Linked DNA regions of Homo sapiens: all the other regions are linked to region 1. Evidence: chromatin contacts called from ENCODE Hi-C data. All regions are on one chromosome and are shown on one strand. The core of a region is the stretch at or near the end of the contact, and the rest is flanking DNA. Distances in the headings are between cores, read along the strand shown. Region 1 holds the start of GSK3A (glycogen synthase kinase 3 alpha). Region 2 holds the start of PLEKHG2 (pleckstrin homology and RhoGEF domain containing G2). Region 3 holds the start of TOMM40 (translocase of outer mitochondrial membrane 40). Region 4 holds the start of DYRK1B (dual specificity tyrosine phosphorylation regulated kinase 1B).

What was found. Hi-C counts contacts between places; a loop is a spot of excess contacts on that map. Pooled maps may share reads with other maps.
Region 2: a loop to region 1 is called in a pooled map, with 7 times the contacts of the local background. The contact joins the promoter of PLEKHG2 here to the promoter of GSK3A in region 1. A Hi-C loop is called at or near these places in 1 of 168 maps with a recorded cell type or tissue (ascending aorta) and 9 of 50 pooled maps.
Region 3: a loop to region 1 is called in a map of naive thymus-derived CD4-positive, alpha-beta T cell, with 13 times the contacts of the local background. The contact joins the promoter of TOMM40 here to the promoter of GSK3A in region 1. A Hi-C loop is called at or near these places in 1 of 168 maps with a recorded cell type or tissue (naive thymus-derived CD4-positive, alpha-beta T cell), 1 of 37 single-sample maps with no recorded cell type and 9 of 50 pooled maps.
Region 4: a loop to region 1 is called in a pooled map, with 10 times the contacts of the local background. The contact joins the promoter of DYRK1B here to the promoter of GSK3A in region 1. A Hi-C loop is called at or near these places in 6 of 50 pooled maps.

Annotation. Positions count from the first base shown.
Region 1 is chr19:42,241,269-42,244,031 of GRCh38, forward strand. GSK3A (glycogen synthase kinase 3 alpha) reads right to left here and starts at 1,334. Exons shown (of 11, transcript NM_019884.3): 1 at 915-1,334. The coding sequence starts at 1,197. RefSeq lists silencers at 876-1,155, 1,186-1,395 and enhancers at 1,686-1,895, 1,825-2,619, 1,956-2,005, 2,620-2,763.
Region 2 is chr19:39,411,272-39,414,034 of GRCh38, forward strand. PLEKHG2 (pleckstrin homology and RhoGEF domain containing G2) reads left to right here and starts at 1,398. Exons shown (of 19, transcript NM_022835.3): 1 at 1,398-2,141. TRI-TAT1-1 (tRNA-Ile (anticodon TAT) 1-1) reads right to left here and starts at 989; the gene lies at 897-989. RefSeq lists enhancers at 340-429, 840-939, 950-999 and silencers at 1,210-1,569, 2,100-2,239, 2,250-2,319, 2,430-2,489.
Region 3 is chr19:44,889,877-44,892,639 of GRCh38, forward strand. It overlaps TOMM40 (translocase of outer mitochondrial membrane 40), which reads left to right and starts at 1,378. Exons shown (of 9, transcript NM_001128917.2): 1 at 1,378-1,813; 2 at 2,517-2,584. The coding sequence starts at 1,540. RefSeq lists enhancers at 1-435, 605-764 and a silencer at 1,075-1,714.
Region 4 is chr19:39,832,825-39,835,587 of GRCh38, forward strand. DYRK1B (dual specificity tyrosine phosphorylation regulated kinase 1B) reads right to left here and starts at 1,338. Exons shown (of 11, transcript NM_004714.3): 1 at 1,199-1,338. It overlaps FBL (fibrillarin), which reads right to left. Exons shown (of 9, transcript NM_001436.4): 8 at 1,844-1,989; 9 at 1,634-1,738. The coding sequence ends at 1,714. RefSeq lists silencers at 511-780, 1,041-1,150.

The DNA of each region.
Region 1 (2,763 bases), core at 84-2,583:
TACAGGCGTGAGCCACCGCGCCCGGCCACCAAATCCATTTTGAGGGGCCAGTGACAAGTTCTTTCAGAGGGAGATAACCCTACATCACTTTTTTTTTTCAGAGCCAATGACACCATACCTTAGAACAATTATTAAAAAAGTATAACCTTAGATCCATATTCTGTAGGAAACTGTGACCTACCCTGCTCCATTCCATTTTTGTTAAAGGAGACACACCAAGCCATGTATTTTAAAACATGGACTATGGACTTGGTTTGAAGGATATGCTGACTCCCAATGTCTTTATATCTAAAAGGCAGTAACTATTAATTCTCACCATTGGCAGTACAGCTCAACAAGATTTAGGGTGGGTAATGATGCCAGGTCTTGGTTTTAATAGGGAAGATGATCTGAGTACCAGGTTTGGAAAGCCTGGCCCTATTCTTTGGGGACAAAACACAGTAACCTCAAAGCCCTGCTTCTAAGTGATATTCGCTCCAAATCCCCATCTTCTGAAGGACAGGGAATGCAGATCCCTCTTTTTCGGGGTTGGTCTTATTCTTGTTCTCTTAGGAGACAATAACCCTAGATCCCCATTTGCAAGCGACTGTGACCTCTGATCCAATATTATAATGAATAGCAACATCAGATACCTGTTCTTAAGGCTCAAGGACCCAAGACCTCAATAATGGAAGAACAGAGACTTGTAACCCGTTTCTTTAAGTGTTAGTAATTCTGATCCACGAGTAATTCTGATCTCCAAGAGATGGTAACCCCAAGACTCCTTTTCCTGGGAGGAAGAGGGCTCGGATCCCCGGTATGGGGAGGCACAGTGACCTCGAGCTCCTATCTAAGCACATGAAAGAATCTGATGGATGTCTGAGGAGCTTTGGGAACCCTAATCACCACCCTACACGGGCGCCACTAGTACTCACGGCCCAGCTTCACCCCGGGCGGCGGGAAGCTAGTGCCTGCGCCGGGGCCTCCGCTGCCTCCTCCGCCGCTGCCGCCGGGTCCACCCCCGGAGCTCGAGGCCCCGACGCCCCCACCCATGGCCCCGACAGATGCCTTTCCGCCGCCGGTGCCGCCTGGGCCGGAGGCCGAGCCTCCGGGGCCGCCGCCGCCTCCTCCGCCTCCGCCGCCGGGCTCCGCGAACGAGCTAGTCCGCGCCCTGCCCGAGCCCCCAGGGCCGCCTCCCGAAGGCCCGCCGCCGCTCATGGCGCCGAGCACAGGCCCAGGCTGCGGGGCTCGGGCTGCCCGGGCTGCCCCAGCCGCCGCCGCTGCCGCCGCCTCCCCCGGGCCCTGGCCTCTTCCAGGCCGCGCCGCTCTGGCTTGGGCTCCGGCTCCGGCCCAGCGCCCGCCGCGGGGCACGCCGGGAGATGCAGTCCGGCTGTCGTCCGCGCCGCCGTCACCGCCCTCGGCCCGCACAGAGAGCCGCGTGGCACGCCGGGAAATGAAGTCCACAAAAGCCTCAGAGTAGACCGCGGGAATGATGGGCGGGAATGACGGGTCACGCTGTACGTCGGGAAATGGAGTCCAGGGTAATCTGTCAGCCGACTGTACGACGGGGAGCCCTGAAGCACTTTAGGAAGCAGAGAGCCTGATGCACGCTGGGAAACGGAGTCCACTCACTCAGTCTATTAGCTGTGTATGCCTCCCAGAGCTCGGTGCGCTCTGGGAAATTGAGTCGGCCCGCGTGAACCTGCGGGTCTCGGGCCGTGAGGCAAGCCGGGAAATGGAGTCGTCGCCACGCCCTCACCGCATTGCAGGTGTAAAGCGATTTTTAAAGCACGCCGGGAAATGGAGTCTCAGGTGGTTTTTAAGCCCCAGGTGGATACTGCAGTTCCGGAGATGGGCGAGGAAATGGAGTAGGTTTACGCGCTCCTCTTTCCAGGTACGCTGGGCCGCAGTCCCTGCCGGGAAGTGTAGTCAGCACCAAGGCCTCAGTGCAGTTGCCACAGCGAGCCCTGGTGTGTTCTGGGAAATGGAGTTCGACGTATCCTCCCCATTGACTGAGGGGGCGGGATCGCCCATGAGCTCCAAGCATGCTGGGGAATAGTCCAGACCTGACCCTCTGTGAGGCCAGTCTGCGGAGGCTTGCCGGGAAGCGAAGTCCAATGGCCACCATCAGGGGCGTGTGAACGAAAGGTTAGAGACTGCGGCAGTTCCCTGGAGAGACTTAAAAGTGTTTCAGCGCCTCCTTCCTCGCCCCCAGGTCCTTCTTTAAGAAAGAGCCGAGGTCGATCAAGGACTGCTGGAAAATGGATCCAAGCACCTTTAAGTTCCAGGTGACCATAGATCAGGAAAGAAAAAATGTCCCCTCTCTAACCGCAACTCTGCAAAGATTCGGGAAACAAAGTTCCCGGCGGTTTCTCAGAACACTAACTAGTCTTCGGATACAGTCTAGCTTTTCCTAGCAATGTGGTTCGCACCAGGAAGCTGAATGGAGCATTAAAAAGACGGAAATGTCATTTCTGGGCCTGGCGCTGTGGCTCAGGCTGGGCGCCAGTAGCTCACGCCTGTAATCCTAGCACTTTGGGAGGCCGAGGCTGGCGGATCATCCGAGGTCAGGAGTTCGAGACCAGCCTGGCCAACATAGCGAAACCCCCGTCTCTACTAAAAGTACAAAAATTAGCCGGGTGTGGTGGCGGGCGCCTGTAATACCAGCTACTCAGGAGGCTGAAGCAGGAGAATCGCTTGAACCCGGGAGGCATAGGTTGCAGTGAGCCGAGATCGCGCCACTGCACTCCAGTCTGGGCGAAAAGAGTGAGACTCCGTCTCAAA
Region 2 (2,763 bases), core at 148-2,647, 2.8 Mb before region 1:
AAAAGTCAAAGTCCGAAGTCCTCCCCACAGCCCACACAATCTGGCACCCATCGCTTACCCTCCCCCTTGGCCACTCTGCTCCAGCCACACTGGCCTCCTAGCTGCTCTACCAAGTCTGGTCTGCTTCATCCATAGGAGCTTTGCACTAGCTGTTCCCTCTGCCTGAACACTCCCCTGGTGTCCCCATGGCTCACTCCCCTCCTTCATGTCTCTGCTCAAAAGTTGCCTTCTCTGTGAGATCCTCCCTGACCACTGCTGTTGCAATCCACACCCCACCTCCAACTACCCCATCCTCCCTACCTTGCTCGACTTTTTCCATGACATTTATCATCACCACCTAACATTAAAATGTACTTAATTCTTATGTTGACAGCAATCTGCCTCCCCACTAGAATGTCGCGTCCTCAGGGGCAGGGACTACTTGTTCACTGCTGTATTACACACAGCTAAAGGAAGCCAGGCATAGTGAATGTTCAATATTTATTGAAAAAACAAGTCGACTCAAAAACATAGTTTTCCTTTTCAACAGAGGTCGAAAACTCCAAGACAGATAGCTATGTTCATCTGTAAAGGAGGCATTAAAAAGACAGAGAAATACAGAGGAGGCAGAGTCATATACAGTTTGCCGAGGACCCACATCTCTACAGAAGTCAAACTGTTTGCACACAATTCCATGCCCAGAGCATCTAATAAGAGACGATACCCCCACCTGGTGGCTGGGACGGAAACGGCACCTCCCTACAATACAGAACACCCAAAGGACCGTCGCCAAAGCCCTAGGAGTCTTTTGAGCCCAATAATTCAAAAGATAGAAACGTTCATTCATCTAAGTGATGTAGATGTTTTGGTTGGTTTATTAGATGTGTAAGTTTATAAAAACTGATGGGGAAAAAAAGTGCTCCAGGTGAGGATCGAACTCACAACCTCGGCATTGCTCCGCTCGCACTGTCATATAAGTACCGCGCGCTAACCGATTGCGCCACTGGAGCTCCGGCCGCACCCCTGCGCCGGGGTCTTCTTCAGTGGTTCATAGCCACGTGACCTCACCGGAGGGCCCCGCCTTGTGTTATATATGCAAATTAAACATTTTGCATTGACCAATAGGAGACAGTGCATTGCCAGTTCCGGATTCTCACGCCTCGCGGCCCTTGCTGTAAAAGGGAAAAGTCCGCGAGGCGTTTGGAATGTAGGGGTGTCGCCTACCAGAAGGACACGCCTCCTCATGAATATTCAAAACAAGGGGTGGGGTCTTAACCCTTCGCTGGCGGGTCGGCCGGAAGGCAGCCCCTCCCCCCCCCGCAGGCGGGAACAGGATGTGAGCCCCGGCGACAGCGGGGGAGGGGAAGCCCCGGGCGACCGCCCCCCGCCTCACAGCTGGGATCGGACTCTCCCGCCCCAGATGTGGCGCCGCCGCCGTCACACGAGCCCCGTGACACCCAGCCGGGAGCCCGAGGGGTCCAGAGGCTCGGACCCGGGCGTCCGGAATTTCTGCACCGCATCCTGAGAGACCCCGAGGTCCAGACCCCGGCGCCCAGGCTGGAGGACTTGAGCCATCCAGGTGCGCAGCGCCCCCTCCTGGAGCAGCCGGGAGCCCGGACGTCACCCCGCGAGACCCTGGAGGCCGAGCGCCCCGTATCCCCGTTTCAAGAACTCAGGATCCAGGACCGCAGACTCCCTCCAGGGCTCCGATCCCAAGACCCCGCGTTGGAGGAACTTGAGATCCGGACTTCTAAGCGCCCCAACCAGTTTCGGGCTGCAGCGGCCATCGCTTCAAGGGGACCCAGGACTTTGGGACCCCCCTGTGCTCCCACCTGGAGGGAGTTTCATTCCTGCCCCTAGAATTAGGGGAACTCAGAAATCCATCCCCCACCCCACGGCCCTACCTAGAAGACTTAGGAATGTGGGTCCCCAGCGCCGCCATCTGAGACTCCAGAGTCGAGGCTCCTAGCATCCCCTACGTAGAACACTGAGAAATTCCGACTGCGGGACCCCAGTCTCCGAGAGACCCCAGATTCTATTCCTGGAGCCTGAGAGCCCGAAGTTCACGCCCCTGAGTCTGGGCTCCGCACCTCCCTGGGGACCGCGTCGGGGTCGCGCAGGAGCCGGGCTGCCTCGAGCCGGGGCTGGAGGCTCCCCGGGAGGTGAGGGGGGAGGCGAGGGGCCCAGGCGGACTGGGGGAGGGGGCGGCGCCACTGCTGAACAATGAGGGGGCGTGCCGGCGGGGGGCGAGCCGAGGCGCCGGCGGGAGTTGGGGGCTGGAGGGGTGTGGGAAGGCGCTGGGGAGGCTGTGGCTGTGGGGACGGCGATCGGGGTTCGGAGAGACCGGCCGGAGGGGGTGCGAGGGCTCGGGGCCAGCGCCCCAGCGCGCAGCCCTCGGCGGGGGAGGGAGCCGTCTGCAGGACCCTGGCATCCGGTCCCCCAGCCTCCGCCCTCCCCTGGGACCCCGCGGCCTCCCGCCCACGGCTTTTCCCAGCCCTGCCCCTCGCCCTCCGCTCCAGCTGGAGCCCAAACGTTCCCAGGATCCCTAAGCCTCCGGCCCCAGACAAACGGGACTCGCAGCTTCTGCGCCTCCTGCTCCGCTCACTCTTCTTTGTCTCAGCCTTTCCATCTTTTTCGCCAGGTTCTCTCTCCTTGTCCCCTTCTTTCTGTCACTTTGTGCCTCCCCCATTAGTTACTCCCAGGGGCCCCTCCCTGGATTTACACCACGCTCCTAATTCCCAGCCCCCATCTGTGAGTCTGGGCGGCGGAGAGGCCCATGGGGTC
Region 3 (2,763 bases), core at 128-2,627, 2.6 Mb after region 1:
GCGGGAAGCTCGACTGAGTCCAGGAGTTAAGAGACCAGCCTGGGAAACACAGTGAGACCCCGCCTCTACGAAAGTTAGCCGGGCGTGGTGGCACGCACCTGTAGTTCAGCTACTCTGGAGGCTGAGGTAGGAGGATCGATTGAGGCCAGAAGTTCAAGGCTGCAGTAAGCTATGATGGCGCCACTGCACTCCAGCCTGAGTGACAGAGTCCAACCTTGTCTTTAAAAAAATAAAAATTAAAAAAGCAGTAACGAAAGTATAAGAGGCTCAAGTTTAATGAATAAACGGCAAGTAAAAGTAGACTAAAGGCAAAATCATGAATAATGTTGTAATAGGAGCCCAAGGCATGACGGATAATAAACCTGAATGAATGGGCCAGAGGCAGAGTGATGAATAATGGAAAAATAGGGACCGGGGGCAAGGGAGGTAACGGACAGGAGTTCATGGATCCAAAACATGATGGCTAATTAGAGAAGGGCCGGAAGAACGACGAAAGTGAGCAGGCAGGCTGGAGCTAAAAGTAGTCTGGGCAATGAAGCTCAAATGAATGGGGCAGAGGCATGATGGGTAATGGGAGAGGAATGAATGGGCCAAAGATAGAAGCCGCAGTGACGCGAGGAACAAGAGGCATGATGGGTAACGAAAGGGGTGGGTCTAAGGCAACTGTTTCGCTAAGAGGTGATGAGGGCATTGTGGGTAACGAGGAGCAGCGCAGGGTTCGCAGAACAGATTAGAATTCTCCCGAGGCACTCTGGGAAGGGCCAGCACTTCCGGTTTTAGGTCGGCTACTCCGAACCAGAGGTGGGGTGGGGGCCCGGCTGCCGCGGTGCCTGGTGGGACGCGAGGCCTGACCTTGCTGCCTAGCCGCCTCTGCCGCGCAACCCACCTTTACCTGTCCTTCGACCCTGGAACGTTAGCCAATGAGAGTACCAAGCTGATACGCCACCAAGGTCGACCCCGTACACGCTGGAGCCAATCAAAATGCTGCAAGGGTCAAAGCCGACCAATTATCACAGCAACCTCGCCGCGGGGCGGAATCAAAAGAGGGCCTCCTCCAGGAGAGAGGCGGGGCGATGCCTCAGCGGGCGTGGCAAAATGCTCAGCACAGACCAATGGCGGGTTAGCACCGGAACCCGCGGCGACGCGAGCCAATAGGCGCAGGCGCTGCGAGCCAATGGGAAGGGTGGGAGGGGCGCCGTGGCTACCCTGCGAGTGAGAACCAATACAAAAGGACATTTCAGGGAAAGTGGGCGGGACTTTATGCACAAGTCCAATGGGAAGACCGAGTCTTGACGCTGGTGGGCGGGCCTCAGGGCACACTAAACCAATGGGCTAGGTGGGGCGGGGCGACGGTGGTGGCGGCGGCGGCAGCGGGTTCGGTTGCGCGTGGCGCACGGGGTGGGAGCGGAGCCCAGGCCGGGAGCAGGCGCCGCCGCCAGTGAGAACCGGGGCCGGAGCCGGGTGCGGATTTGCTGGGGCTGAGTCGGGGGCGCGCGGGCCCTGACCTCTGCCCTCTGACCTCTCCCCTAGCAGGCGACCATGGGGAACGTGTTGGCTGCCAGCTCGCCGCCCGCAGGGCCGCCACCGCCGCCTGCGCCGGCCCTCGTGGGGCTGCCGCCACCTCCGCCCTCGCCGCCGGGCTTCACGCTGCCGCCGCTGGGAGGCAGCCTGGGCGCCGGCACCAGTACGAGTCGAAGTTCGGAACGGACCCCCGGGGCTGCAACCGCCAGCGCCTCAGGGGCCGCCGAGGATGGGGCCTGCGGCTGCCTGCCCAACCCGGGCACATTCGAGGAGTGCCACCGGAAGTGCAAGGGTGAGGGGCGAGGGGCCCCCGCTGGGCTGCGATGGCCTGGATCTCGGGGGAAGGGGGAGGACACTGGGGACTCTGGGATTTGGCGCGCACCATTGGAATTATTTAACAGCACTAGGAGGTGATGTTGGGATCGAATGGTGGAACGTTGGACTTGGGGCTTAGAATGATGGAATCAAATGCTGGAAACGGGATGGAATGTCATAGCAGTAGAGAAAAGCCTTTAGGGACCTGAGGAGCCCCGGGATCAGCCAAGCCAGACTTCTCTTGTGATCGGGAAGGCAACTGAGGCCCAAGGTCACGGTGTCAGCAAGGTGTCAGCGAGGTTCCTTGGGTATGGGACCCAAAGCCTCCGGATCCCAGCCTGGAGCAATTAGAGTAGTAGTAGTGGTGGAGATTTATGGAGTTCTGTTCTGGTGTTCATTATACGTTAACTCATTAGATCCTTGGGACAATTCTGTGTGGTGAGGGTCCCATCTTTCAGATGATGAGTTTGACCTAAAGTTGCTCAGCTTGGTGGCAGTGAGATTTGAGCAAGCAAAGGCCCTGGCCCTGTCTAACTAGGCTGTACTGCCTCTTTACAGGTGGAATCCTTTGTGAGATGTTCTGCTGTGGGTCTCTGGAGAGAGCTGGGGGTGGTAGGGAAGGAAGAGATGAGAGTTGGTGTGGGGTTGGAGTGGAGTGTGACAGCGTTTCTCTTCTCCAGAGCTGTTTCCCATTCAGATGGAGGGTGTCAAGCTCACAGTCAACAAAGGGTTGAGTAACCATTTTCAGGTGAGCCTTCCTGGTGTCCTTACCCACCAGAGATCGTCCCCGCCGTCCCCCTCCCTGCATCTGCACACTCGGCCCAATTACTCCTCCCTCAAGAGCTGGGCTCCCTGATACTTGAAAAGACTCGGAGATATAGTGCCAGACTGACTACTCAGTTTGGGGACCTAGAATCCAGAGGTACT
Region 4 (2,763 bases), core at 88-2,587, 2.4 Mb before region 1:
TCCCATCCCAATCAAGGCCCACTCCTCCTGATGGGAGAAGGAGGAGGTGTCTCTTCCCACAGTTTAGAGTGATCATCCTTTTCTCCCCTACACTGCTTCCTTGCCCCCCTACACACACACACACACCCTAATATTCCTACCACAGACCTTTCTCCAGGCACCCCTCTTTATACCAGGGTCATTCCACAACTGTGTCCACTCCTAGAGGGCCTCAAAGTCAAATCCCCAAGTTATCACATAGGGTTCTCTCCTCCCAGAGTTGTCAGCTACAGCAAAAATCTTCTCCCCATGGGCCACTCTCTCCCCCATGTCAAATCCCTTTCTCCTATTCCATGCCTTGCCACTCCACGACTCCTCCACCCTTGGAGCTTCCCCCAAAAAACCACCTCTTCTCCGGGGCCCTCCCACACCAGGATCATCTCTCCCAGCCCCCACCCCCTACCCGGGTCAGGGCTGGCGCGGGGCCCACGGGGGGCTGGGGCGCGGTGGGGCCCCCAGTGGGGTGGGCGAGCGGCCAGCATGGCGGCGGTGGCGGCGCTGAAAAGGCGACCGCCTGTCTCTGGCCCGGCCGGCCCCGCGGCGGGGAGGGCAAGCGGGACAGGAGGCCCGGTGGGTGACAACAGCAGCCGCCACTGCCACCGGGGGCGGGGAGAGGAGGGGACAAGGGTCAGCCCAGGGCACGCGGGGGAAGAGTAGAGCAGGTGGACGGGGGAGGGGCGACACGCCCCACCCTGAGTGACCACCAGCCCCTAGGGACCCGGCGTCCCGCCCCCCACCCAGGAGGCCCTCCTGGGCCTGCTGAGACCGGAAGGCGGGGCCCGACTGAGCTTGGCAATCGGCACCTGCCATGGCAACAACTGTACCATTGGTCGCTGGTGCCAAGAGCTCAGCCAATCACAGCCTAGGGCAGCTGTTGCTAGGCGACGAAGAAGCGGCCCGCGGAGCTGAGCCCAAACAAAGGGCGGGAGTGGGGCCCGGCTACCCCCTCCCAGCCTCCCTCCTGCAACTGCTTCCTCGGGCTTGGCCGGTTCCAGGAATTCAACTATGAATAGCCAGGCAGGGCCCGCACCTGCCTGCCACCCCCCTCCTCTCCTCCCTTGGCCTCGTGCTAAGTCTCACGGCGACGGGAGCAGGGCGGATCCCGTCCTGCCCACCTCCCTGCGACCGCTTGCCGCCCCACCCGTCCCCGCGCCGTTACCTGAAGGAGCGGGCAAGGGGACTCAAACTGCTCGGGGAGCCCGAGCTCAGACCTGCCCACTGGCTGAGGGTATCCGGCGGACGCGGCAAGCCAGGGCCCCGATTACCCAGTAATGCAACCAGCAAAATGGCGACCACAACAAACCGGCCCCCCCACGCCCTGGACTCCGCCCCCATCCCTCCCTCTCCGCTCCCCTCACGTGACCCACACTGACACTCCGCCTGCGCGAGATGGCCGCTTACCTGCACGCATGCGCAGCGAGCTACCAATCCCACCCAAGAACCGAAATCCAGGCTGCCGCTGCGCAAAGGCAGCTAGAAACGGAGCATGCGCTCTGTGACCGAGTGAGAATTTACCCAACCCCGCAAAATTGACCAAGGGTGCGTGCTCCCTGTGTCAGCAGGTCAAGGGGAGGAATGAGCAGCAGACATGGGAGACGGATGAGTCTTTTAATAGAAAAACACACGTGCAACAGTATCAACACACATCTCTCGCAATCCTGACAGCGCTGAACTTCAGTTCTTCACCTTGGGGGGTGGCCTGTGAGAGGAAGATAGGTGATGAAGGAGGGTCCCCAGGATCATGGCACTCGGGGTGCAAGGGACAGAGATGTCTGTCTTGGTGTATTGCTGGGCCCCTGCTCACCTGTACACTCCCACGACCACGGCATGGTCTCTTTCATATGGCTCAAGGGTCAACTGCTCCTGCGGCTTCATGTTCTCCTGTTGCATCTTTTTCACTTCGGAGGCAAACACGGCCTCGGCTGAGGCTGTGGAGTCAATGCAGTTGGCCTAAAGAGGAGAAAGGACTAATGTCTACAACAGGGCTTTGGGCTGTTTTTCTCTTGTGTGCTCTTTAAACCAGATGTTTTCATTATTAATTCAAGTAAAACTCAGTGCTATGGTTCTAGTGTGTCCCCCAAAGTTCATGTGTTGGAAACGTAACCCTTAAATGCAAGAGTTGAGAGGTGGGACCTTCGAGAGATGATTCAGGTCATGAGGCCTCTGCCTTCCTGAATAGAGTAATGCTATTATCACAAGAGTGGGTTGCTGATTAAAAGGATGATTATGCCCCCTTTCTATCTTGCTCTCACCCTTCTGCCAATGGATGACAGCAAGAAGGCCCTCGCCAGATTCAGACCTCCAATCTTGGACTTTCCAGCCTTTGGAACTGGGAGCCAAATAAATTTCCATTCATTATAAATTACCCAGTCTAAGGCTGGGCGTGGTGGCTCACGCCTGTAATCCCAGCACTTTGGGAGGCCGAGGTGGCTCAATCACGAAATCAGGAGATTGAGACCATCCTGGCCAACACGGTGAAACCCTATCTCTACTAAAAATACAAAAATTAGTCGGGTGTGGTGGCGCACACCTGTAGTCCCACCTACTCGGGAAGCTGACGCAGGAGAATCGCTTGAACCCAGGAACTGGAGGTTGCAGTGAGCCGAGATCGTACCACTGCACTCCAACCTGGTGACAGAGTAAGACTCCATCTCAAAAAAATAAAAATAAAAATAAAAATAAATAAATTACCCAGTCTATAGCATTCTGTGATAGCTGCATAAA